Regions from separate parts of the Homo sapiens genome. Here region 1 is linked to region 2. A link is a loop called in an ENCODE intact Hi-C map of the cell type or tissue named here. Cell type or tissue: Caco-2. All regions are shown on one strand. Links, peaks and the distances in the headings refer to the core of each region. The heading gives the core; the rest is flanking DNA.

Evidence for each region. A loop is a pair of places that touch in the nucleus more often than their neighbours do. Peaks named below come from ENCODE experiments on the same cell type or tissue, not always from the same donor. Only the 100,000 strongest peaks of a DNase experiment are listed, where the experiment ranks them.
Region 1: a loop joins it to region 2, with 2.6 times the contacts of the local background. A loop is called at or near these places in 5 of 110 quality-filtered maps.

Annotation. Positions count from the first base shown.
Region 1 is chr17:41,413,908-41,420,687 of GRCh38, forward strand. KRT37 (keratin 37) reads right to left here. Exons shown (of 7, transcript NM_003770.5): 7 at 6,640-6,780. Among named protein-coding and RNA genes, the nearest start is that of KRT37, 7.3 kb to the right of the region's middle. In Caco-2, for the core only: a CTCF peak has its summit at 3,791 (motif pointing right); DNase peaks (open chromatin) are centred at 2,264 and 3,824.
Region 2 is chr17:41,519,580-41,524,657 of GRCh38, forward strand. It overlaps KRT19 (keratin 19), which reads right to left. Exons shown (of 6, transcript NM_002276.5): 4 at 4,800-4,961; 5 at 4,564-4,689; 6 at 4,038-4,418. The coding sequence ends at 4,164. Among named protein-coding and RNA genes, the nearest start is that of KRT15, 3.2 kb to the left of the region's middle. RefSeq lists enhancers at 1-650, 1,764-2,963. In Caco-2, for the core only: no CTCF peak of the experiment used is centred there; DNase peaks (open chromatin) are centred at 122, 1,752, 2,462 and 2,942.

The DNA.
Region 1 (6,780 bases), core at 930-5,929, 100 kb before region 2:
AACAAATAGCTATGAAGTACCTACTCTGTGCCAACCAGGGGCTGAGCTGGAGGCTAGTAATACATTGGCAAGTAAGTCAGAGAGTTGGCCCTTTAGTTCATTTACTCTCCAGTTCTCCCCCATGGTGTCCCATACAGGATAAATCTAATCATTCTGCCATATTCTCAGCTCTTTGTGGCAGATGTGAGATTTCTTACTCCTGGTTCTGCATTCAGCATGGTTCAAAGTCCCCTTGCCATCCCAGGAATGTTTCCCTGGACATGCTCCATGATGTAACAGTTACTATCACTCTTAAGTGCGGGCTGTACAGTGGGATTTCTGATTAGTTTAGATTGAAAGGCTGCCAGTAGATGGCCAGAAAACCTTCTTGCCCAGGACTTTTGTGTAAACCATGCTGGAGCCACTGGCTATTCAGCCATGACAACCAGCCAGCCACCAGTTGGTCCCATATACAGTCAATGAGACGCATGGGGACCCTTCTCTGTAACTCTATACAGATGTGGGTGATATTCTCCAAGGCATGATTTGCCTTATCCTGGTGACTTACTCTGAATGTCTGATATTCCTGAACTCCTGTTATACCAAAGCCCTTCTCAAGGGGATGGGGGATGCAGAGATGAAAAGGAGAAATTTCCACCCTCAAAAAGCTGAGAGCAGAAAAAGAGGTCACGTAACTCAGTGGAGGGAGAAGTGACTGGAGCTTAGAGATATAGAGGGGCCATCAAAGACACTTTGTCTGGAACTTAAGATTGGGAAGACTTGGATGGGCAGGAAAGATGGGAGACAGTTTTCCAGAAAAAGAGGATGAACAGGCCAGGCGCAGTGGCTCGCGCCTGTAATCCTAGCACTTTGGGAAGCCGAGGCAAGCGGATCACGAGATCAAGGATCGAGACCATCCTGGCCAACATGGTGAAACCCCATCTCTACTAAAAATACAAAAATTTGCTGGGTGTGGTGGCACACGCCTGTAGTCCCAGATACTCGGGAGGTTGAGGCAGGAGAATTGCTTGAACCTGGGAGGTGGAGGTTGCAGTGAGCCGAGATCGAGCCACTGTGCTCCAGCCTGGGTGACAAAAAAAAAAAGAGGATGAACACAAGAAAACACTCAGAAGCAGAAGTGGGCTCAAGAGAACTGGGTACAACTTCAGAAATGCAACAGCCAACAACAGGCCTGTCCCAAGTACTGGACCCCCAAAGAAATGAGTTTGAATGACACAAAATGTCAACCCAAAGAGCCAAATTGCATTTCTGAAGCCTGTAAGAGTGAAGTTTGTACTCCTCTATGCTAAAAATATTGTCTGCTTCTATTTTCATAACATCTCCACCAGTGGTCAAACTTTAACCAGCATCAGAATCACCCAGAGGGCTTGCAAAAAATGCAGGTTTTCAGGCCCCACACCACAGTTTCTGATTCAAGCGGTCTGGGGTCAGGCCAGGGAGTCTGCATTTCTAACAAGTTCCCACATGACACTGATGCTGCTGGTCTGGGGACCACCCTTGGAAGACGGAATCACTGCTCCATAGCAATAGACAAGTTTTGTGGTGACTTCATCCTAGGTGAATGAAGCACCAGGTCACAAAACAGGATTTGATGAATTCAAGAGGAGCCAGTGTTTGGATTACTGTACTTCAAATCAGTTAGCATGCAGTTTTCTCCAATGTAATAAGCAAGTTCTGTTTGTTTTCCTAGTTTGCTCTTCTTTGCTGAGGTTTGTTTTAGGAGGATATCTAGGATGAAGGAGAGAGGAGAGACAAAAAGGAAAATATGCACACTGTGTTGCTTATGCCTGTGGGGAAGAGGCCAGTCCACGCGAAAAACAATGTTCATAAAGGACAGATAAAGGTCACATGAAGTAATATCTATTGACATCTATTATGTGAAGGGAACCGAGCTTGGCACTTGGTATACAATATTTTACTTAATTCTCTCTCACACATTCACAAATCTATACACGCAAATTAGATAGACACCTACTATGTGCGGCCTACTGTGTTATTATTTGACCACCTACTATGTGCCACCAAGTATTATACCATATGCTTCCCATATAGTTGTGTCTTTTCATCCTTATAACCACACTACAAAGCAGTTACAAGTATCCCACTGTAGAGTAAAGAAAACAAAGCTCAGAGCAGTTAGGGATGTTGTCTGAACTCACCAAGTTGGAATGAAAAGTATGGGCCTTGAAATGTCAGCCCAGGTCTGCCTGACCCTGAAGCCCAAGTTCTTTCTGCTCTGCCCAGTGACCCAGAAAGGGCCAGATAGTGGACTCTGGACTGAACACAAGGCCAACACTCCTAGACGCCAGCTGTCCAACTGGATTTATTCAACAAATAGCTATGAAGTTCCTGCTCTGGGCCACACAACTTGCCTGAAGAGCTAGAAACAGAACAGAGTCCTCTGGAGGTTTTTGAGCAGATGAAAGAGAGAATCAAAGGAGAAATTTTAGAAAATTAATCCAGTGCCTGTCAACCTAAAATAATCAAAAGGCTCAGGATCTGGTTAAAAAGAGTTTTTTCAAGCATGGCATGTGAGAGCCGTCTTCTGGGGACACACGAACACCGAAGAATGGCAATCAGTACTCCCAGTGCAGGGGGAAAATGAAGATCACTTATATAGGCAAAAATAGAGGTGCTGAACAGAATTACGACGTTTTCCACACAAAGGCTAGTGTACAGATGTAAGATCTGATTGACCGCTATTGATTACACTCTCATGGGGTTGCTTAACATTCTATTGTAAAAAGGTAGCAGTCACAAGGGCCTCCTTCTCCAATGTCATTTACTCTAGGTTTGAATACAGACAAGGGAGTCTGGTTACTATGCAACATGTCAACACACAAGTCAGGAAGCAACTGTCTTTGCAGGAGAGAAGAAGAACAGCTATATCGCATGACCCAGTTTCCAAGGCTTAATTTTTCACTTCGGCATAATAAATTTAGAAAGCCCTGACATTTCATTTTCTTTTTTGTTTGTTTATTTGTTTTGTTTTTGTTGTTGTTATTGTTTTAGACGGAGTCTCGCTCTGTCGCCCAGGCTGGAGTGCAGTGGCGTGATCTCAGCTCACTACAACCTCCGCCTCCCGGGTTCAAGTGATTCTCCTGCCTCCGCCTCTGGCGTAGTTGGGATTACAGGCATGTGCCACCATGCTTGGCTGATTTTGTATTTTTAGTAGAGACGAGGTTTCACCATGTTGGTCAGGCTGGTCTCAAACTCCTGACCTCAGATGATCCACCTGCCTCGGCCTCCCAAAGTGCTAGGATTACACGCGTGAACCACTGCGCCCGGCCCCATTTTCCTTTTACCACTGCCCAGTGTGCACCCTGGAGTGGGAACACTCCATCTTCATTTCGTATGCTCTCTAGCATGCAATACAGTGCCTTGTACATAATATTTACTCAATAAATAGAACACAAAAGAGTGAAGGGCTGGTGGTGTGTGCAGAACAAACCTGGCACAGAAGAGAGCAGGAGGAGGCTCTTACAAGAATCCAGGCAGGATGTGATGGAACCCAAAACCAGCCACCAGCAGTGCTGAAGTAAAGGAAGGCACAAAGGACATAGATGCTGCAGAAGGACTCTACAAGACAGGGAGAATTACTGTATATGGGGTCAAAGGAGGAAGAGAAACCGAAAGTGGCCCCAAGGTCACCCCCAAGTTCCTAGGACAATTGTGTGCTTCAAGGGAGCTGAGAAGTCAAAGGAAAGAGCTGGCTAGAGCGGGAGAAGCTGCATTCAAGTTTGGAGAGGATGAGTGTGAAATATAGCTACCTGGGACTGGCCACTAGGGGGTCACAGACAAAGGCCTGGGGCCAGGGCAGAGCAGCCTGGGTCACTGAGAAACCCTCCTCCTCAGAAGCTAAAACGTATTACACCTGGCAGGCAGGTAAAGCAGGTAAGCTTAGCCCAGGGGCTCATACTTGAATAGGAACGGTGATTCTAACTGGGAGAGTCTGTGTATCACCCCCTAGCCCCAGTGGGGAGGTGATGTTTGGAATATCTAAAACAGATGGCAGGGAAGTTATTTTAGTTAGAGGAAGTGTCATTTGAAAACAAGCATAACCTGTATTTGAAATGAGCTGTCTTTTAGTCATGATACGAGTTTGGTATTTACATTTTTGAAAGTTAAAACATTAAGTGAGAAGGCAAGATATCTTTACATTTATTAAGTGGGAAGGCATGGTTATGAAACACTGAATTAGGTAGAAAAAAGATACATTAAAAATGGTTTAATTTAAACAGGCTGAGAACTTCATGAGCTTCAAGCTGAGCTCATGAAGATTATAAGTGGCCATGAGAACAGATGAAATTGATTTTGTTCTTGGTCAGGAAGACAAAGAGAAGATGCTGGGGGGAAGGAGGGGAGGGTGGGGCACACACCATCAGCCTTAGGTATCACATATCATCGTCTACAAAAAAACTATCCAAATAAAAAATGCTCCTGTTCAGGAAAGTCCAGAAATTCACTTCAATCTTCTTGGCTTCCCAGTGTAGACAGTGGTGGGAGCAGGAGTGGGCCCTTCCCCAGAGCTCTCTCGGTGACTGCAGTGTCCACCCCAGCAGCCTGTAGCTGTTTACCCTTTCTCCTTTCCACTTTGCTGGAATTTGTGAGAAATGGCATTTGGTGTCAAAAAATACATAAGTGCATGGGCCTCATGAGCCGCAACTGATGTTACCACGTGAAGGCTGGGAAGAAATATCACACATCAGCCCACAGGCAGTGCAGGATTGGTGAACTGAAGAGGGACGGGCTAAGCACTAGGTGGCTCAGAACCAGATGTGGCCCCCAGCCAAGGGAGCAGAAGCCTCAGGAGAAGGAAAATAAGAGACACCTGGTTGCAGTTATTGTGGCCAAAGCAAAGCCTATTGTGCCACATTCAGGGCTATATCCATCCAGTCGGTGAGAGTATGTGAGGCAGAGAGGCCAGGGACAGGCACAGAATGTCCAGGCGGGAGAATCACTTGCAAGAAAAGATGTCTGGGATTTGGTACCAGAGGGAGCCCTAAGCTCTCAGGCTAGGATAACGAATGTGAGTAAAACCCCAGGGTCCAGGTGTCCTGACTGCACTGGTTACCCACCTGCCAGCCTCTAGCCTTCATTTTCTATGTACCTGAGTGGCACCTCCTGTCACACCTAGCCATGGGACCTCATAGGTAGAGCTTGTTAAGGGTGTGACCTGGCCAAGAAAGGTGGGGACAGGTCGGATCTCCACAACCCCATCACACTGAGGGTCAGGGAGGGTCATGGCCACTTCTTAAAACATGACTCTTGTGGGTTCCTCATTAGAAGAGCCCACCAAACAGTCTTGTCCTCTGACAGCCCAATGAATGCTTTTTTGGATTCAGTTAGGCTACTTGGAGTGAGAAACAGGCCTAATGACAACAGAAGATGGCTTTTATTATTGCATGTACATGAACAAGGAATATGGCCAAACTTTCCAGCCACCAACGTAGAATCTAGGGCCCCGATGCTGAGAGTGGGTTCTGCTACTATCTCTTCAGCTCCTTTTTCTCTCTGGGAGGAAGAGATTGTACCTGCTGGTTCCTAGGGAGCCCCAATAAACCAATATCCACTGAACACCTTCTAGATGCCAGGAACATTAGATGCATTACCCCTCAACCACAGTGAGAGGGAAATACAACTATCCTACTTCCACAAACAAGGAATAGGTCTCAAGAGAATGCAGTGACCTGGCCAACTTCACTCAGCAAGGTGGGTTCAAATCCCACTTCAGAGTCACCAAGGTGGGATTTGAACCCAAGTTTCCCTGACCCTAGAGAAGATCCACCTCCACCACACTATGCCACCATGAAGAAGGACCAGTTTTTCATTGCTCTTTGCACCAGGGCACATGGACAAGCTGAGACCCAAGAGTTTCATTCTTCTGGACACACTTGGTGCTTGCCGTAAACTGACTAGCATGGCGTGGGAGGCAGCAGCCTCTCTGGGCTGCTCCTCCACCTGCTTATAACTGCATCTGGCTGTGAACCACCTTGGCCAGTGCCAAAGCCACATCTGAGAGGCAGGCAGGGACTTGGAGTGCTCTGATGGCAGCGGCAGCCCTCACCGCCAGCACCTCCAAGACAGCAGCAGAATAGACAACAGAAACATCAGTGGCAGCATCTCTCTAGAGAAAACTAAAGCCTAGAAGTGCCCCAGGACCAAGACCCCAGTCTCCAGTGCCCAATCTGGGCCTCTGCATTTGGGAGAGTGGGCGAGAATTCCATGGCTCCATGAAAGGGGCCAACTGGAGTGAGAGGAAAAACTTGGCAACTTGGCTCAGACAATTCTCAACACGACCTTCCTTTGACGATATTAGAATGCTAAGTGATGTGATTTTGCTCTTGGACAAAATAACAAGAGGCTGAAGATGCCAAAAGCATGGTAGGGACATGTTAGCTCTGAGCTGTTCTGAAAGAATTCAAACTTGGCAACTGGCATCACTTCCTTCCACCAGTCTATAGGGATCCCTGGGAAAGGTGAATACACATCCAACATCAGGAAGGGACCTTCATCCAGAGGCCCCAGAGCACCCCAGGGAGCTCCTGGAAGCAAGATGTCAGAGCCAGTGAGGACACAGGACCTGACGACCAGGACTCTCCGACATCTCACATACAACCAACACCGGGGAGACAGCACTTGGTGCAGGAAGGAGGTTTATTGACCATTTAATGCAGGGAACCCAGTTACATTTTTGGAGATTCTGAAACACTGGAATAGAACTAAAAGTACCAAGAAGAGACACCAGGAAAAATAATTGCTTTCATGGAAGATAATTAC
Region 2 (5,078 bases), core at 79-5,078:
CCATCCTCCAGCCTGTGTTCCTGGCACCCTCACAAAAGCCCAGCAGGCTTGGGACTGACAAGGGGATGACTGATGATCCCGACACCTGCCAACTGCACGGCGCTGAACCTTTGCTCGTTTCTGGGATGTGTTGGGGCAAACCTCCGCTGATAAGGCTGGGGCAAGTTCCAGGAAGCCCCTGCCTTCTCCAGGAGAGGCATGTCGCTGCTTAGCAGGGCCAGATTAGCCCCCATCTGTCCTGTCAAGTGCTGGCTGGGGACGGGCCGCTGCAGAAGGCTCTATGTGCCTGAATGCTGTGGAAGGGAAGAGAAGGGAGACTGGCAGGCAGGCTGGAAGACACCGGAGATCTTGAAGACCAAGGCATTGCTTCACACAGACGGGGAGTTGAACACTCAGGAGAGCCCTTTTCTCTGCCACCAGCTCAGGGACACCTTTCCAGGGACACCTGATACCTGTGGGCAGTGCCACTTGGAGGTGTGGCTCAGCCCTCTGGACCTGGCCCCAGGGCTTACAGAAACTCAGGAGGAGGATTCCTAGCCCAGGTTGCAGCATGGTGAAGTGGACAGGGCTCTGGAGTCCCTCAGGCCCGGGTTTGAATCCTGGCTTTATCAATTATCATGGTAAGACTGTGAGGCCTGGGTTCAAATCCTGACCCTACCAATTACCATGGTAAGACTGTGGACATTTACCTTTTTAAGTCTCTGTTTCCCTGTGGCAAGGGGCGCTCTCAACTCTCACTTCCAGGGAAGCCCTGTGGCCCAAGAGCCCCCATCCTGCCCCCTCCTGGATCCCCACCCAGGTGCCAGACATGCAGGGGCCAGGGTGCATGACCGGCACCTGCGCCTGAGTGCCCTCACCAGGAGGGGCTTTGTCGTTGGGCATCAGAACATGCCCTGTGAGCCTGAGCATGTTCTTAGGCTCAACGGCATCGACCTTCCATAGCCAGCTCCTATGGGGCAACGCAGGTTGTTCTTAGGTTCTTATTTTGCTATAATAGCATAATCCTTTACTTCTACCCTGCACTTTGTGATTTACAAAGCACTTTTGCATCCATCACCTCCTCTCATCCTCACAACAGAGGGTGACCCCCACCCAAGATTCAGAAAGAATGAAATTGAAACTTGGAGAGGTGAAGCAACTTGTGCCAGGTGGCACCACTGGTAAGGGGCAAAGCCAGGACTCAAACAGGTCCTCACACCCTCAACCAAACAGGGCACAGGGAAAGAGTCCTTCCTGCAGACCCCAAATTCCTGCATCTGAGCTGGGCTGGCAAGGGGAACTGCCAGCCAGCAAGGCTGGGGGTGGGTTCCTTCTCATCCATCTTCGCAGTGAGCCTGGCCTCCAATGCTGGGCACAGACAGTGTGGTATTGTCTCATGGGTGGGAGGGTATTGTCTTTTCCTCCGAAAGAAAAATAATCAAACTCAGATCATCCAGAGCTCATTAAAAGCCTCTGCAGACATTGTGGCCCCAGCAATTAACTCAAGAACAATTACTCGCCTTTCACCCCAGGGTGAGGAAGGGCTGGACCCCAGCCAGATCCCCTTCTGCACCTGACTCTCCTCCAGCAGCCCCTCGAGGTGGCTTTCTCTATACTCTCAGGCCCAGGCCAGGGGCGGCAGCTGCCCCCCTCACTGCCCCACGCACAAATCCCTGGTTTCAGTCCAAACCGCTACTGTGAGCTCCAGATCTGGGTGGGGCCCGGAGCCTCCTCATTAGCACCAGGTGGGATGGCCTTGCGAAGATAAAGCTCTGTCTGGCCCCAGCCCAGGCTGTAGCCCCGGGCCCTGCCCCAGGCAGCCTGCCCAGGATGCTGTGCCAGTTTCTGACCTTTGCCCACTGCAGCCAGATGGGGCCATCTGTGGAGCTGGCCTTTTCTCCTTAGAATGAGGCAGTGCAGCCCAGTGGAAAGAGACTCAGCCTCTCTGAGCCTGGTTCCTGATTTAAACTTAGGCCATTAACACAGACTCCCCTCAGGGCCATAGTGAGCATTTGAGGGCACAAGGAGAATGAAGTCTCCAACAACCTTAGAACCCTCCCACACCTCTCCTGTTCCCCAGGGAAATGCCAGGGAGAGGGGGTGTGTCCTGGAGCCCAGAGACTTACCTTTAAACCCCTCTTTTCCCATTTACCAGCTGTGCGGCTTTGGGTAATGCCGCCTCCTCTCTCTGAGCCTTAGTCTACCAATCAGGAAAATGGAAATAACTCCAGCTCAGCCTGACTCTCAGTTGGAGCAAGATGACTCACAGGAAATGCTCAACAGACTGAAGTGGCCACGATGACCAGCAGGATGTAAAGGCACTCCCCTCAACTTCCCCACTCCCCTCTCCCTCCTATCCCAGGTCTCCAGGCTGAGACAGAAAAGTGTCCCCAGTCCAGCCCCACCCTGCACTGTGCACACACAAAGGCAGGCTTCATTCCTGACACTCAGGCCTGAGACCTGACAGTCACCTGCCCCACCTGTGTGGGCCCAGACCCCGCCCCGCAGCCACATTCCAGGGGCCCCTGAGGCAGAGGGAAGGTTTCAGCTGTGACAAGGGAGGCTTTCATGGGCAGGGACAAGCGCCTCTGGGCAGTCCCAGCTGGGGGTGCAGCCAGGCCTCTCCCTCCAGCTCCAAGGCTTCCTGAGAAGTTAAGTTGGGGGTGGTGGTTTGTGGGTGCTGGAGGCCAGAACAGGACAGCTAGGGAGGGGGCAGAAGGGGGTCCCAGTCCAGGCTACAGCAGCGGGGCTCTGGGGTTACATGTTCATAACCAACCTTGAAACAGCTCCTCCTTCGGGATTGCCATGGCCGTGATGGGGTCTCCAGCCTCCTTAGCAGGGTGCTGAGTACATTTGGCAGCATGCGGGCGTGGAACTAGTGTCCCTCACTTGCCCCCATCACTCATAGGGTTGGGCCTGCAGCCCTCACCTCTCCACCAGGAAGAAGTGGGACTTCTTTTGGGGCCTCTTCCTTACCTTGAATTGGCCTCAGTTCTTGGCAGCTGAGATGTAAACCACAGGAGCAGGGCCATACCTACCCAAGGGCAGAGTTGTACCAGGAAGCTGGGACTTCGTTCTTTTGCTGGCCCAGGGCAGGCCCCAGGCAAGCCAGGGTTGGGGTCTCTGTGGGAGGTCTGGGTCACTGCTGGGTCCCATTCTGGGCTCTGGGCCCAGGTATGGGCTGGTGGGCGTTAAAGGGCTTATGCAGGGCTGCCCCAAAAATGGGTGAATGTGTTAGTGCATGCACACACACAACACACACTGACAGGTACAGCCTCCCCAGCCTTGCTCCAAGCGGGATGCCTGGCCCCAAACCCCCAGTTTCAGTGAGGTGGAGAAATGTGTCGGGAGGAACTGCCCCTAGGGATCCCCGGCCTGAGCCTTCATAGGGCACAAGACTGGAATGTCAGCAAGACCGGCACAAGTGGCGTCAACTCCAGGAGACCACCTGGCAGGGGCTGGCACCATGGGCTAAGAATCAGGCAACTTAGGTTCTAGTCCTGGCTCTACCATGTAGTTGCTGTGTGGCCTTGGACAAGTTACTGAACCTCTCTGAGCCTATTTCCTGATCTATAACATGCAGCTCATACTACCTTTTAGGGCTGTTTTTAATTCAATGGCACATAGTAGGTGTTCAATAAACATTAATTTCACACAGATACCTCAACGCCCTGGGGAGTAGAGTAGAAAGAAAACTAAATCTAGAAGCAAAAACAATTTCAAATCCCACCTTTGCCATGCATTAGAGCAGTTACATATAGAAAAAAACACTTCACCTCTCTGAGCCTTAGTTTACTTTTGTAAAATGGAAGCAATGCTTATTTCATGAGGTTATTTTAAGGAACGGGTTAAATAAATGAAGACTTCTGTAAACAGGAATTACCATTACAGGCAAAGTATGTGAGTACCCTCCCCTCCCTTTCCTGGGACAGAGTGAACTTTGGTTCAAATAAAACCTAAACAGGGCCAAGGCAGGACCCATCTCTCCATGGGCTCAAATAACAAACCGAACGACCTATTCTCTCCATGGGCTGAAATAATAAACCAAACGTCCTTCCTCCCTTGGACCATAAATTTTTATTGGCAGGTCAGGAGAAGAGCCGGGGGTAAGGGTCCCTTCCTTCCCATCCCTCTACCCAGAAGACACCCTCCAAAGGACAGCAGAAGCCCCAGAGCCTGCTGCCTCAGAGGACCTTGGAGGCAGACAAATTGTTGTAGTGATCTTCCTGTCCCTCGAGCAGGCTGCGGTAGGTGGCAATCTCCTGCTCCAGCCGCGACTTGATGTCCATGAGCCGCTGGTACTCCTGATTCTGCCGCTCACTATCAGCTCGCACATCGCCCAGCTGGGCTTCAATACCGCTGATCAGCGCCTGGATATGCGCCAGCTGGGCTCCAAAGCGCGCCTCCGTTTCTGCCAGTGTGTCTTCCAAGGCAGCTTTCTGAGGATAGGGAGAGGGGGTTGTGACTCAGCAGAGCCTGGTTCCCGGAGAGGGCATGGGCACAGCCACCGGCCAGGCTGCCCTAGGCTGCAAGGGTATAAGTGTGAATTGCACAGGGAAGCGGCGGCGGTGGGGGGACACATACCATGCTCAGCTGTGACTGCAGCTCAATCTCAAGACCCTGAAGGGTGCGCCGCAGGTCAGTAACCTCGGACCTGCTCATCTGGAGCTGCTCCGTGTGGCCAGCGACCTCCCGGTTCAATTCTTCAGTCTGCAGAGAGAGGAAGAAGAGGGAATAAGCATTGAGTCAGACCTTCGCGTAGGGAACACAAAGCCCTCCCCTTCCTAACCCCCAAAGGGTGCCTGCTTCCCTCTACCTACCCGGCTGGTGAACCAGGCTTCAGCATCCTTCCGGTTCTGCTCGGCCATGACCTCATATTGGCTTCGCATGTCACTCAGGATCTTGGCGAGATCGGTGCCCGGAGCGGAATCCACCTCCACACTGACCTGGCCTCCCACTTGGCCCCTCAGCGTACTGATTTCCTGTAAAGATACAGCAGAGATGGGCATGTCAGGGCCCAGACCCCACTGGGCCTGGCCCAGGTCACTTCCCCACCCTTCAGGCTAAAGGGGCTTAGTTTTCAGGTGCAGGCCTAGTAA